2 separate regions of the Homo sapiens genome follow, and region 1 is linked to region 2. Evidence: chromatin contacts called from ENCODE Hi-C or POLR2A ChIA-PET data. All regions are on one chromosome and are shown on one strand. The core of a region is the stretch at or near the end of the contact, and the rest is flanking DNA. Distances in the headings are between cores, read along the strand shown.

Region 1 (6,243 bases), core at 880-3,379, 51 kb after region 2:
ACTTATAATTCACATAAGTATATGTAAATTCTGAATGCCTTCTCTGCCTTTTTCTCCTTGTCTTCCTGGAGACACTTCCTTATCTTCCATGATTTTGCTCCGAGAATATTCCCTGTTGAGGCTCCCTAACCTTCCCTCTGTCTCTTCCCAAGTGCAGTTGACTCGGGGTGGGGGGGTGCTTAAACATTTTTAGCCATTTTAGACACTTGTATTTGGGCTATTTTCCCACTGTGTTTGCAATTAATTGTTCACAAGCACGCAGCCCTCAAACAGGCTATGTATGAGCTTCCTAGGGCAGAAACCACCCAACATAGTGATAGGCACATGCTTGGCACTGAAGAAAAACTTGCTGAATGAAAAAATGAATGAACAATTAACTAACCATATGCTATAGGAGAACTAGTGTAATCCAGAGGGGGCAATATCATTTTACAAATGCATCTTGAAATTTGACAATGATGACGTGAACACACAGATTCCACTGTCCAGGAACAATATCCAAAATAGAAACCGAAGCAAAGTGTTAAGAAAATAGACGAGGTGTTAACAATTATTTTTTTCTTTGGAAAAGTCACCTACTAACCTTGCAAGAGGCATCATTGTTGATTCATTGAGCTTTGCCCTCAAAAAGGTAAAGAAAACATCCCTAGCACAGTACTCAAAACAATAGGAAGACGAAAAGCAGTGGGAAATTTGGCCTTGCCCTTCACAGTTCCCTCGAGAATTTTTAGTTCTATTGTGAAGCCTTAGTACTCTGGCTATGACCTCTGTGTACTCCAAGATTGGGGCAGCTTTGCACATAGCTTATGGATTAAACCCTTGGGACCATCCTATAGCCTGAGCTTTAACTGGTGTCAAGAACATGCACCCAAACCTGCATATTCTTTTCTTTTGCTTTACAGGGGATGGGGACTCCTTTTTAAACCGAAGCTTTAAAAGAGAGTAGCTAGAATTTATGCTGAAGTGGAGTAACAGGCCTTTGGAGCTGAGCAGTGTCCTAATGCAGGTGAAAAGCATGTATTGATTACTTAAAGAAAGTTAAAATAAAAGCAATTTTTCTCCCCATTTCGGCACATTGCAGCTTTTGGCCTATCCACTCATAGCTAAAAAAGCATTCTTTCCTGATAATCAAGCTTCAGCTGTCTGAATTTCAGGCTGAGCCTCTCCTCCTGAGCTCTGCTGAAGAGCTGCTTTAATTAACCATTATACCACAGATGTTATTGATTTTTTTTTCAAATCTGGTTGAAACATCATTGTGCTGGATCATGGCCAAAACTAAGGCCTGAATTTGTGTGTGTGCGCTGCTTTTACTCCTTCTGCATACCTTATTAGTCTCCATGTCTGTTAAGTGCAATCCTTAGTATTAACTCAGAAAATATAGAATTGATTTTTAGCCTAGCAGCCGTGATCTAAGGGCTCCTAATTTGAAATCTGAAAACCTCAGTTGCTGAGGAAGTCTTTCTGCTGTTACTCTACACTTCCTTGAAGTAAGCTTTTTATTCTTTAATTTAAAAAAGAAATCTCCCTCTGCCTTTTACTTCTTTTTCTTTCACACACATACATTTGGAAGTTTCAAGGGAACATGAACATCTCTTTGCATTTTGAACGTGTTTGTCGTGAAAGGCCCCAGAGGCTTATTCTTCCCTGCCCTAAATGTTTGACCTGCAATGTAGATTGTATAAGATTTTGAAATTGAAGTGTCTTTAACACTTTCCATATTTTGAAGGGAAATTTGGAAGAACTTGAACAGCATTCACTTTGAGCAAATTGCAGGATATCAGAAACAACGGGGCATCTGCCTTCCTTTTACAATCCACCTTCCAGTGGGATGATAAACTCAAGGACCAAACAATCACAGTAGGTTCCTAAATTCTGATAAGGTTTCTGTGAGTTTAGTGATACATTCTTTAAATGTAATTTGAAGCTTTTAAAATACTGTAATGGCAGCTCTTGACCTTTAAAAATCACATGGAGCAAGAGGTGGTGAAAAATGTTTATTTACTCTGCATTAGTGGCTAACCTCCTGTTCCTTCCTAGAACCAGTAGTTCTTTTATACTCGGGAACTCACGCATGTCACCCTCATTCTTCCAACACGAACCAGACAGGCCCACTTGAGCTGGAGAAACAATGGCCTGTAGCCGGTCCTATGCCTCAGTGCGAAACAACAATGCAGGCCTCTTGACGAATTCTGGCGTCGCGAGTGGAATCTTGCAGTTCAACATGTCTGCTGAACAGAAGTTGGAAAAAGAAAAGATCATCTTGTAAACAATTAATTAATGTTTGTCATGAATTATCATTTTTACTTCCTTCTCAAGAGGCTCAAAGGGAATAAAAAGGCATTTTTGCAGGTGGTGGCATTCAAACTAAGGGCAATCAAAGGTTTGAGAGCTGAGGCACAGCACTCTGAGTCTCTAAGGGTGAATGGTGCTAGGATTAGAGCACAGCAGGGGGTTGAGGGCTTCAGGTGTGAAGCTTAATGTTTGTGATCAGCAAAAAAAGTCTTGAATTTATCTAAACTGCTCTTCTGCTAACAGTACTTCTAGCACATAAATGTTCTGAAACTGACAAGTGTTCTCATTGCTCTTCTAATGCAAACATGATCTGCATTTGAAAGATGCATCCCTTTTGCCTAATTTAGAATGTGCATCACAAAGAGCGTTAGATGATGACCCCACAAAGAGATACACACACACACACACACACACACACACACACACACACACACTCCATGCTGCATGCACATACACACATGAAAACTGTCTCTTTCTGGCCTAGATCTTCTCTGAAGCTCCCAGGAAGGATCCTGCAAGATTGTTTTTCTCCAGATTCCTAAACCAGAGGTTGAGAACTAGGGGCCTCAATAGCCATCTGACCAGTGAATTCCTCTGATCTTCTACATGAATAATTCCTTTTAATTTGGTTTGGATAACTGTCTAGAATTTATCGTGCTGCATTTTCATTTGCAATCTTCCCTCTGCTTCTCCCAGCATTGAATTCTATCAGTAGCAAGATATTGAAGAGTATCCAATATATGTAAAAATTTTAAACACACACACCACCAATATTAAAATTTCCTAAGGAATTATGACTAATATTTGCAACCCCTAGAACCAATGATCTTGGCAGGCATTGTTGATAGAGGTTGCTAAGTCCATATAAATACATCTGATGGTTTAATGAATCCTCTCCGTAATCAATTGTTGAACTCTAATTAAATACTCATTTTCTTTCTATATCATCAATAGAGGTCACCTACTAGGAGAGCTCTAAAGGAAATACTAAGTTAAAGATTATGAGATATCACTTAGTGAAAATGAGTCATAGGCAAAACTTAGAAGGACCAATATGAATCTTAGCCTTGAGTTACTTTTTAATCTAACCTTCCCAAACTCTCTCCTATCCCGTAGTACCCACCCATTTTCTTTTCTGCATTCACATTTCCTATTCCCTGTAGTATTCACCTGAAATCATGCAATAAACACAGGTTATTGGGGCATGAAGCCTGGAGGCCCTGAGGGATCCAGGATGACAAAGGAAATGTAGGCACAAACTTGCCTCCTTTTGTCTTGACTCTTTTGGAGCTATTAAGTCAAGTGATGCTCTGAGGTTTATAGTCACCATCCTAGACCATGTCGTGGGATTTTCCCTTGAATCCCAGCATGTAGTACAAACATGTGGGCTTAAACTTAGGAAAAAAAAACCCAGAAGCTAGAGAAGAGTTTGGGCAAAATGGGCCAAACTAGAATATTATCAGCTCAGGGACATGAAAGGAGAGTTAAAAAGTTTAGAAGAGGAAGGGATCTGGGAGGAAAGAAGGTGAGCAGAACCCCTGAGATGGAATAGACAGAAAGGAACACCTTTCCTGAAATTCCTGGCAGCTCTAGTTTGTTAACATCTAAAAGTGGATAAAATGACTTACCAGAAAAAGTAAATTAGTTTCTCAAAACTACTAAAACTCTTCAAACCTAGAGATCTACTTATTTTCTGTGGTTCCCCATTTTTTGTAAAGATGTTAAAATCCTATTAAAAGCCAAATGCCAACTGCTGTAGAATTATGTAGAAAAAAACAGCGAAAAGAAAGTAGCAATGGATATGGTGAAACTGAAAAAGACTGGAGTTCATGACACTCTCTATACCCAAAGGTATACTCCAGATTTATTACAGGTACACTGAGGTTGTTTCTAAGTCCCAGGATTCTGGACCTTGGTTAGGGTGTGTGGCTCTGCCTGTTGGTCTACCCTATGTCCACATCGTCTCTCTGAACCTGCCTAACTTTCCCTTGCCCCCTTGCTGAACAATGCTCTGCATGTGGCCTTGTCTCTAGGACAGATCATATGACTGGGGGCAGGAGGTTCCCCTTTCTTCCCTGCCACATGCTGCTCTTCATTCTTACTTTGGATGGCTAAGATAGCATTCACTGGGGCTTGAGGGGAGGGGGCTGAAAAGGTCTCAAATGAGTGAAAAATTGAAAGCCTATGTGGCTTTTATTGGTATTGGATCAATTGGTCTAGATCTAACTGGAAAATGTTTTACTGTAGGGTGAATTTTACAAAATTATGAACATTTAGCTTTAAAATAAATGGCATTGATTAATCCAGTCATTACAAATATGTGCAAAGTTGGTATCAGCCTAACACACTCCCCCTACCAGGAAAGACACAGACTGAAACATAGATGGCAATGGTTTTCACATTCTTTAAGTGTAAACAATTAGATTCCCCCAACAAGTGTTTAGCTGCAAGTTGCATTAACCCAAAGCAACAAGGAAGAGTTTCAAGGAGTAAAAACAAAGAATAGTTTTAAGGAGTATTACTAGGAATATATCTTCCTTCTACAGCAGAAAAACTAGATGGGGGGAAGTCCTCCTATAGATTGCTAACGAATGCCTCCCCCAACCACCCAAGAAGGAGTTGTTGATGGAAAGAATTAAAAATTGTGACCACTTGAACGGCTCCACTGGTTGGATCTGTCTTTTCCAAAGAGACTGATCTTTCTAGGACTTCTGTCTGCGTGAGAGGTCCCACCCACCCTGCTACCATTTTAAGGAGACCTGTGAAAGCCTCCTTATTTGGCTTCCCTCCTACTCCCCCCGTTATGCCACCACTGTGTGCTACTGCTTGAAATTAATCAAGGGCCCCTTCTGGGAAAGGGATTCCTCTTTGAGAGAAACGGAACTGGACACTTCTCTGCCTTCCGCGTCCCCTCGCCCTGCCAGCCCCTGCTCCCCAAAGCTCCCCAGACAAAGCCCCAGGACTCCCGACTCCCGCGGAAGCTGCGAGGAGCCGCAGACCTGCCCTTGCCAGACAGCTGCTGTTTGAACCCAGTTCTGACCGTAAAATCAAAAGTGGGTCCGAGGGAAGCGGTAAACACTGTGCAATGAGCCTTTTGAAGGCAGCTGATGCCTCATTTGGGGTGACATGTTGTGGCTGATGAGTGTGGATGATGTGGGGTTTTCGATAAGTGCCTCATCAGTATCCTCATCATGCTCGTGTTGCTCCGCCGCGGCGTGTGCCCTGACTTGATTGTAATTGCCCGAATCTGCTCCCGCTGCTCAGGCGCGCACAGTAATATGCAATAAAACAGCAAGAAGTGAATGTTAACCATCTGAGTTCTGACACGGCGGCTCTGCAGTTCAAGATCTCCATTAAGACCGAAAAAAAAAAGAAAAGAAAAAAAGGAAAGAAGGAATCAGAAAATTCCCAGGGTCTCCTTCTGTGATCCAAGGGAAAGTCCAGAAATTAAGGAGCTGTTTGTTTAGTCTTCTTAGGTCCTCACAGGTAGAAACTAACAGGTAGTTTGCTAGTGTTTATTTATTTATAATTATTTTTTTTTTACATCCCAGGTGTCGCTGCCCTTGCTGCTTAACTCTAATAGCAGGCACCGCTGCAGCACTTGCCCAGGTGTGGAGGGTGGTCCAGGTCTTCAGGGGAGGCAGAGACCCTCCTCGCCCCAGTCTGTCAGTGTCCTCCGTAAGCCTTCGGTTGTTTCAGGTGCTAAATATGTAAGATCCAACTTTTCAGCGAACTCAAAGAGGCAGACACCTGAAGCACTGCTTCATCAAATCACTCACTGCTTACTGGCTTGGTTTTCAACTTCGCTAACATGCAGAGTGACCTAAATGGTCTCTTCCGTTCTTTCCACAATGACCACACACCTACGGAGGTCGCCTTCTATACTTTGAATTAAACCTGCTAGTGTCAGGGACATCGGGAGAACCAACTTCTGGAAACTGAGCTGGTCCC
Region 2 (6,267 bases), core at 965-3,464:
GTTGACAGTATCCAAATCAGAATTCCAAAGACGCTGTTCCATCCGGAATCATTAAGAGGAACACAGCCTCTTAGAATCTCATTCAGCTCCTCTGGATTTGAAGGAATTTACAGAGAAACTTCCAAGACACCTCAGCTATATCCAAACGAAAGCCTAAGCATTATGGTTTGGCAGAGCTGAAAATGTGTCTCTGGAAAGAAAAAAAAATTATATAAAGCTCCACAGAAAATATTTCTGGGCATCAGCTTGTTTCCTTTGAGGGATGGGAGGTTGTTCCTGAAATTGTTCAATTTGATTTAAAGTTAAATAAAAATGTGAAAGACCAGGGTACATTAATAAGATGATCCACCTGCTTATAATAATAGGATAATTCACATCCTCATTGTCAGAGTAGAAAGGATCCCAATAAGGTCAGTCTTTAAACTCAGTATGTTTCATTCTTTGGTGCTGTCTCACTTAGATTCTCAGCGCCACTTGTCTGCCCTTCTTTTCCACTATGCACCTTTATTGCAAATTTAGTTCCATTAGGTAGATGCTTGCATCGTTATGAAGCCTGATTCCATCATTTTCAAAGTGCCAAGCCATTTGAATACGATACGGTCCTTGGTCATATTTAATCCAAACATTTACACACATCCAGCCCCTTCTTATCTTTTTAAATAGGATGCAGGGCTTATTTTTAAATTACATCCTCATTCATGCTCCGTAAAAGCATCAAGTAAAACCATCCATGGGATTTACATTCTGGTCCATAGTTGTTGCTTCCAATTCCTGGCATGGCCATTAAATCCTAGCCTCAGCATAATTCTCGGCATGACACTCTTGTGTCGAGGCAAAAAAGGAAAAACAGAAACAGCCATTTTTTTTTCTCTCCCAGAAATTAAGCTGCATGGAGGAGCACTGTAGCTTTTGCTTCCTTCCCTATGTATACCTAATTTAAAGGGCATCTTAAAATAAGGCTCCCCAGAAAAGGGATGTCAGTGGGAAGTTGAGGTGCTTGAAATAAAGCAAGTGCTTACTAAAAACGGATATGTGCATGATTTCTTTTATCACATGTCAATTAGATGTACATCTATTCAGGGGAGGTTTCTGTTGATATAATGAGTTTTCCTGTGACTTGAGTGCCATAACTGTCACCACAGCATCCCAAAAGTCCTGAGTCATCTGTGGTTGCCCCTCAAACCCTTGGTACGGTCTATTCCATGAATTCCCCCTTTCCCCCAACAAGCTCACTCTCCTATCAGCTTCTAGTCTCAGCTATTAGATTCAGTCATATAACAAGTACACAGATGCCCCAAAGCTATAGAGCCTTAGCTTGCTTTCTTCAATTTCTATGCAGTTACTGGCATCATAAGAAATCTCTTATCAATTTGGAAAGGCAATTGGAACAAACTAGTGTTTGCTTAATTAAACCCACACCCACACCCACACACACACACACACCCTGGTCTCCACCTACCTTGTCTCATTTTGTACTTAGAAACTCCTGATGGTGCACTGGGGGCTGCAGGGAGAGTCTGCATGAGATCCCCAAATGATCACAACTGTGCAATTGTCCTGGGTGCACTTCTCTGATAGGCTGCCATTTGTTCCCACTCACCTAGAGAGCTTGTGGATAGCCTGAGAGGGTTGAGCGTGTGTGTGCGTTTTAACAAATTTTCAAAAGTTGCCATGGGGAGAGAATAGAAAGAAAGCCCTTCAAAAAGGAAAATTATTTTCACAGCATCATCACTAGAAAACACCCCTGCAATGGATATCTTTGAAGGTCGGCTGCAATCTGAACTAATTGGGGAGGGAGGGAGAGCTTTCAATTTTGCTCACCTTTTATAAGGGGTCTCAGAGAAGTGGTCGGTAGCCAAATGCTTCCTGCAATGAGTGGTTTGGGCACTTTCTAAGCAAAAAGGAAAGGCTCTTCCAGCTTCTTCTTGTTCATGTCACTGAGAGAGGTCACCACCTGCCCTCTTACTTGCCACTTCTGATTATTGGGTAGGTTCTGCTCCAAAAGTCATCTTTTGTGGTGAGGACATAAATCCCCTCCCCAGTGATGAAATGCTTGATAAGAAGGAGGGGTGGAAGCAGGTAGAGTGAGCTGGAAAGCCTCAAGATCACAGCCAAGGAGCATTAGTCATAGGACTTTACTGAAAATCAACCTCAATCTCTGTGAATGTACTACATTAAACCAATAACAGACAACAAGCTTGTGAATATTTGGCACTGTGATGAAATCGGCCGCAGCCCTTCCACAGTGGGGAGGGAGAGAAGCCCAATCTAGGAAGTGCTGGTACTCCTCCCTGGAGTGTGTCTGTTGTGATTGCTAGCTGGTTTCCACAGATCCTTGCTGAATATTATGCCATTAAACAGTATGAAAGAAAATCAAAATATATGTTTACTGGGTACTAAATAGTAAGTGCCCTTTCAAATGCTCTTTAATGGCTACGCTTTGAAGTCATCGTGGAGCACCCTCAGAAAGCGAGAGCAGCATGTTTCACAGATTTCTGTTGCTGTAAACCACTATGAGAGGCTGAACAAACGCACGCTGAGATTTTTGAACACCCCACAACTCTGGACCCTTAAAGGCATATTCAGAGAGAAAACAGCCTTCTGCCATGTATATTCTTTAATGTATAATTTTAATTGAAAAATTGCCGATGGCTTCAGCTGAATTTTCTCAGATTGAATGACAATCAACGTCTGGTTCTGCATAATAGATATACTTCCTGGGGAAATAGGGAAAGGAATGTATGTTTCAATGGTGACTTATAGTGAGCAGTGGCTAAATATGACAAAATACTTGTGTGAAGATACAGGAATGACCATTTTCATTTATAAACTAACAATAGTCACACATCACTTAACAGGGATATGGTCTGAGAAATGCGTTGTTAGGTGATTTCGTCATTAAATGAACATCAGAGAGTGCGCTTATAGATGGTGGAGCCTATATACGATTAGGCTATATGGTGTAGCCTCTTGCTCCCAAATAAACATATATTTTGATTTTCTTTCACACTGTTTAATGACATACTGCTCCTAGGCTATATGATGTAGCTTATTTCTCCTAGGCTACAAACCTGTACACCATGTTACTGTACTGAATACTGTAGGCAGTGGTAACACAATGGAAAAAATGTGTGTCTCTAATCATAGAAAGGGTGCTACAATACTATAAGGGACATCATGATGGCTGTGATAGCACTAGATAAGAGGAATTTTTCAGCTCCTTTATCTTATGGGACCACCATTATATATGCTGTCCATCGTTGACCAAAACATTATGTGGCACGTGACTGTACAGTTCTTGTAATTTCTTGTTCATTGTGTTTGTATTATGTTAAATGTACTAGTACTCAATGTGTGAGCAGACAGGGAACAGAATACAAAGTCCAGAAATAGGCCAAAAACATAATATACTTTAGTATCTGATAAAGGGAACACAAAAAGTCGGTGGTAGGGAAAGGATGAATTATTCCATATTTGGTGATAGGATAACTAGAACGACCTGGAAATATCTAAAGTTGGATCTGTAACTCATACTGCTCAAGGATAAAATCTAAATGTTAATATTAAATTTAAAAGAAAAAATATTCAAGCAGTATAAAATTCATGGGAGAATTTATAACCTTGGAGTGGAGAAAGAAGCCATAAAGATGGATGTGACTGCATAAAAATCAGAACTTCTGCATGGAAAAAACTCCAGATACGCAGTCAAAACACAGATGACAAGTTGGGAAAAAATATTTGCAACTCATGACACACTTAAAGGGAAAATTTCCCAAATATATAAAGAACTAGAAATCAATAAGAAAAATATTAACACTCCAAAAGAAATATGGACAAAGACTTTAAGGAGAAGATTAACATGAAAAGAAATACAATTGTCTTACAACATATAAAAAGATATTGACATCACTAGTAACAGAAACTAAAACTCTAGAGTGCTACTATTTTTTACCTATCAGATTGGCTGAATTTCAAGAGTTTAATACTATCCTTTGTTGTCAAAGTTGGGAAAACAGGTACTTTACACTGTCAATGGGAGTGTAAATTGGAATAACCTCTATAGAGGGGAATTTAACAATTTGCATCAAAATTACAATTGCAAATATACTCTAACCTATAAATTTCACTTCTGGGATTTTATCTTTTATATATATTTGCATACATAAGAAATAAATGCACAAGGTTATTCATTATAAAGAGCGGAATTTTGAGAACACACCAAATGTCCATCAATAGGGATTAAATAAATTATAGTGCATCCATACAATGGAACACTGTGCTGTTGTAAAAAGAAAAAGGGAGAAGATCTCTGTGCTCTGATGTGAAAAGACAACCAAATATAGTGGTAAGTGAAAAATGCAGAACCATGAATAGTATGCTACCATTTGTTCATGCAAGAGGCAAAATAAAAATCTTAGTATTTTGAAAAAATATTTTCATAAAGAAACTCTAGAAAACTACAAAAGAAATGAACAGTAGTCATATAACAGTAGTTATATGTGAAGGAGTAAGAACTATACAGATGAATTTTAGGCATGGGAAGGAAAACTTCACAGTAAACCTTTAATCTTTTTTTGTTTTCCAATCATATTTTACCAAATGTTCCCTACTTAAAACTGTATCATTAAAATAATTAAATGAAACAGCTGAATAAACCATTTCACAATCAAATATAGCAAATAAAAAAATTTAAACCGAAAATAACTATACCAGTACTGATGTTGATTACATCTACCAAAGCAATGATGGAAGATGACTTAGAGCAATTTTGATAAGAGCCATTATGAATTTGGTCCTAGCCTATGATATACCCCTTCACTTACCATATCCGTATGCTATATGCCTCTGTTTTCTGGCTCAAAAAATTGGGAAAATTGAAAAATAAATCAAGGAGGGATTATATTTATTTTGGTTAGCTTCAAAAACATTTTTTACCATTTGAAATAAGAAATTCTTCTTTGCAGTTATCTCTAATTTTTTTGAAAAAATCATTTCTACATTCCCAAAGTAGCAATTGACCTGAATACTATCTTACCACTAAAAGAAAGTTTGCCCAACTCTGAATTCTGCTTCAAATCTTCACTTCTAACATATCTTTAGGTTAAACAGAACATAAGGTTAAAGTAGCACAGCCTGGAGAATCAATGAGTTGATGCTACAATTGTATAGTTAAAAACTGTATTTACTCTAAATTGCAAAATGGTAGGTATTGTATGTGATGTTTAAGTCACAGCAATTGTTCTAGTAATAAATGTAATATTCAGCAGCATTTTCATAGATTACTCAGTTCATCATTAGTGCCATTTTTGCCTCTTTATAATAATGTGCACTTTAGAAAGAGCTTGGTTATTTCTTTGGTTGGGCCTATTTGCTCCTTTTTTATGTGAGATTTTTCAATACTATGAAATGATGCAGAGCAAAAAAGGTCCATCCACTTCACTTGTGTTGCCTCCTGCGTTACCTAAACCACAACAGAACAATGACAGACAACAGAGCCTTTCTCCTCTCTAACAATTCAGTCACCATGACAACCAGCAGAAGAACATTGGGCCAGAAAAAAGCATTGAGCTTGAGGGACTAGACTAATCAAAAAATGGAATAACATGGCAACAATTACACTGATGAGTGAGAGGGAAGCTACAGATGCATTCAGACACCTATGGCACCACAGACTCAACGCATTCAGCATTTTGTGTTTAGTGTCTTGTGTTTTTGAGAGCAGGTAAATAGACAAGATCAAATTGTGTAACAGAATGTCAGTGCTCTAGTTAAATAGAAAATTCCTTTCCTTTGGCAGTGCTACTTCAAGCACGTTGAAGAGTGTTTAGGGGAGATGAGGTTTTGAAGTGAAATGTGTAATAGATACAATATGAGTGCCACAAAGCAACATTATTTAGTCTTAAAGTAAACTTCAGTATGCCTCCCACCCCTTATTTTCAAATATATAGGCACAAATAAAGGGAGAATGCTGCTGGGTTCGTGGCTGATGCTTCATGTCAGGAACATACATGATTCTCTTCTGTTAACATGTTTCTGGGGGTAGATTGATTCCTATAGACAAAATCAAGCACCATGATGTTAGGCCATTTTCATTCTAATGTCTGGAGGAAGTTGAGCCCATCATGATAGTTCTGTGGGTCAGATAACACGAGGACAGGATTATAGCTGTGTCTCCTACTCATCTGCCTCCACAGCTGCCTCCATTTACTTCTTTCAAAATTTTCTCCTGATTCCTGAGGAGTTTAGTATAATAGATGTGCATATCTC

What was found. A loop is a pair of places that touch in the nucleus more often than their neighbours do. ChIA-PET counts read pairs that join two places held with the same protein, here RNA polymerase II (POLR2A). Pooled maps may share reads with other maps.
Region 1: a loop to region 2 is called in a pooled map, with 2.1 times the contacts of the local background. The contact joins two enhancer-like sites. A Hi-C loop is called at or near these places in 2 of 168 maps with a recorded cell type or tissue (Caco-2 and PC-3) and 2 of 50 pooled maps. POLR2A ChIA-PET finds 5 or more read pairs at or near these places in 3 of 52 experiments (BJ, H1 and WTC11).

Annotation. Positions count from the first base shown.
Region 1 is chr14:36,267,087-36,273,329 of GRCh38, forward strand. It overlaps LOC124903302 (a long non-coding RNA gene), which reads right to left and starts at 6,196. Exons shown (of 2, transcript XR_007064116.1): 1 at 5,333-6,196; 2 at 1,982-2,225. It overlaps LOC107984003 (a long non-coding RNA gene), which reads left to right and starts at 6,197. Exons shown (of 3, transcript XR_429356.5): 1 at 6,197-6,243. RefSeq lists an enhancer at 5,375-5,874. Within about 2 kb of position 2,130, at least 2 of the 41 ENCODE cell types and tissues checked have a DNase peak (open chromatin) inside an H3K27ac peak, as active enhancers do.
Region 2 is chr14:36,215,762-36,222,028 of GRCh38, forward strand. No RefSeq gene overlaps it. Among named protein-coding and RNA genes, the nearest start is that of PTCSC3, 42 kb to the left of the region's middle. Within about 2 kb of position 2,215, at least 2 of the 41 ENCODE cell types and tissues checked have a DNase peak (open chromatin) inside an H3K27ac peak, as active enhancers do.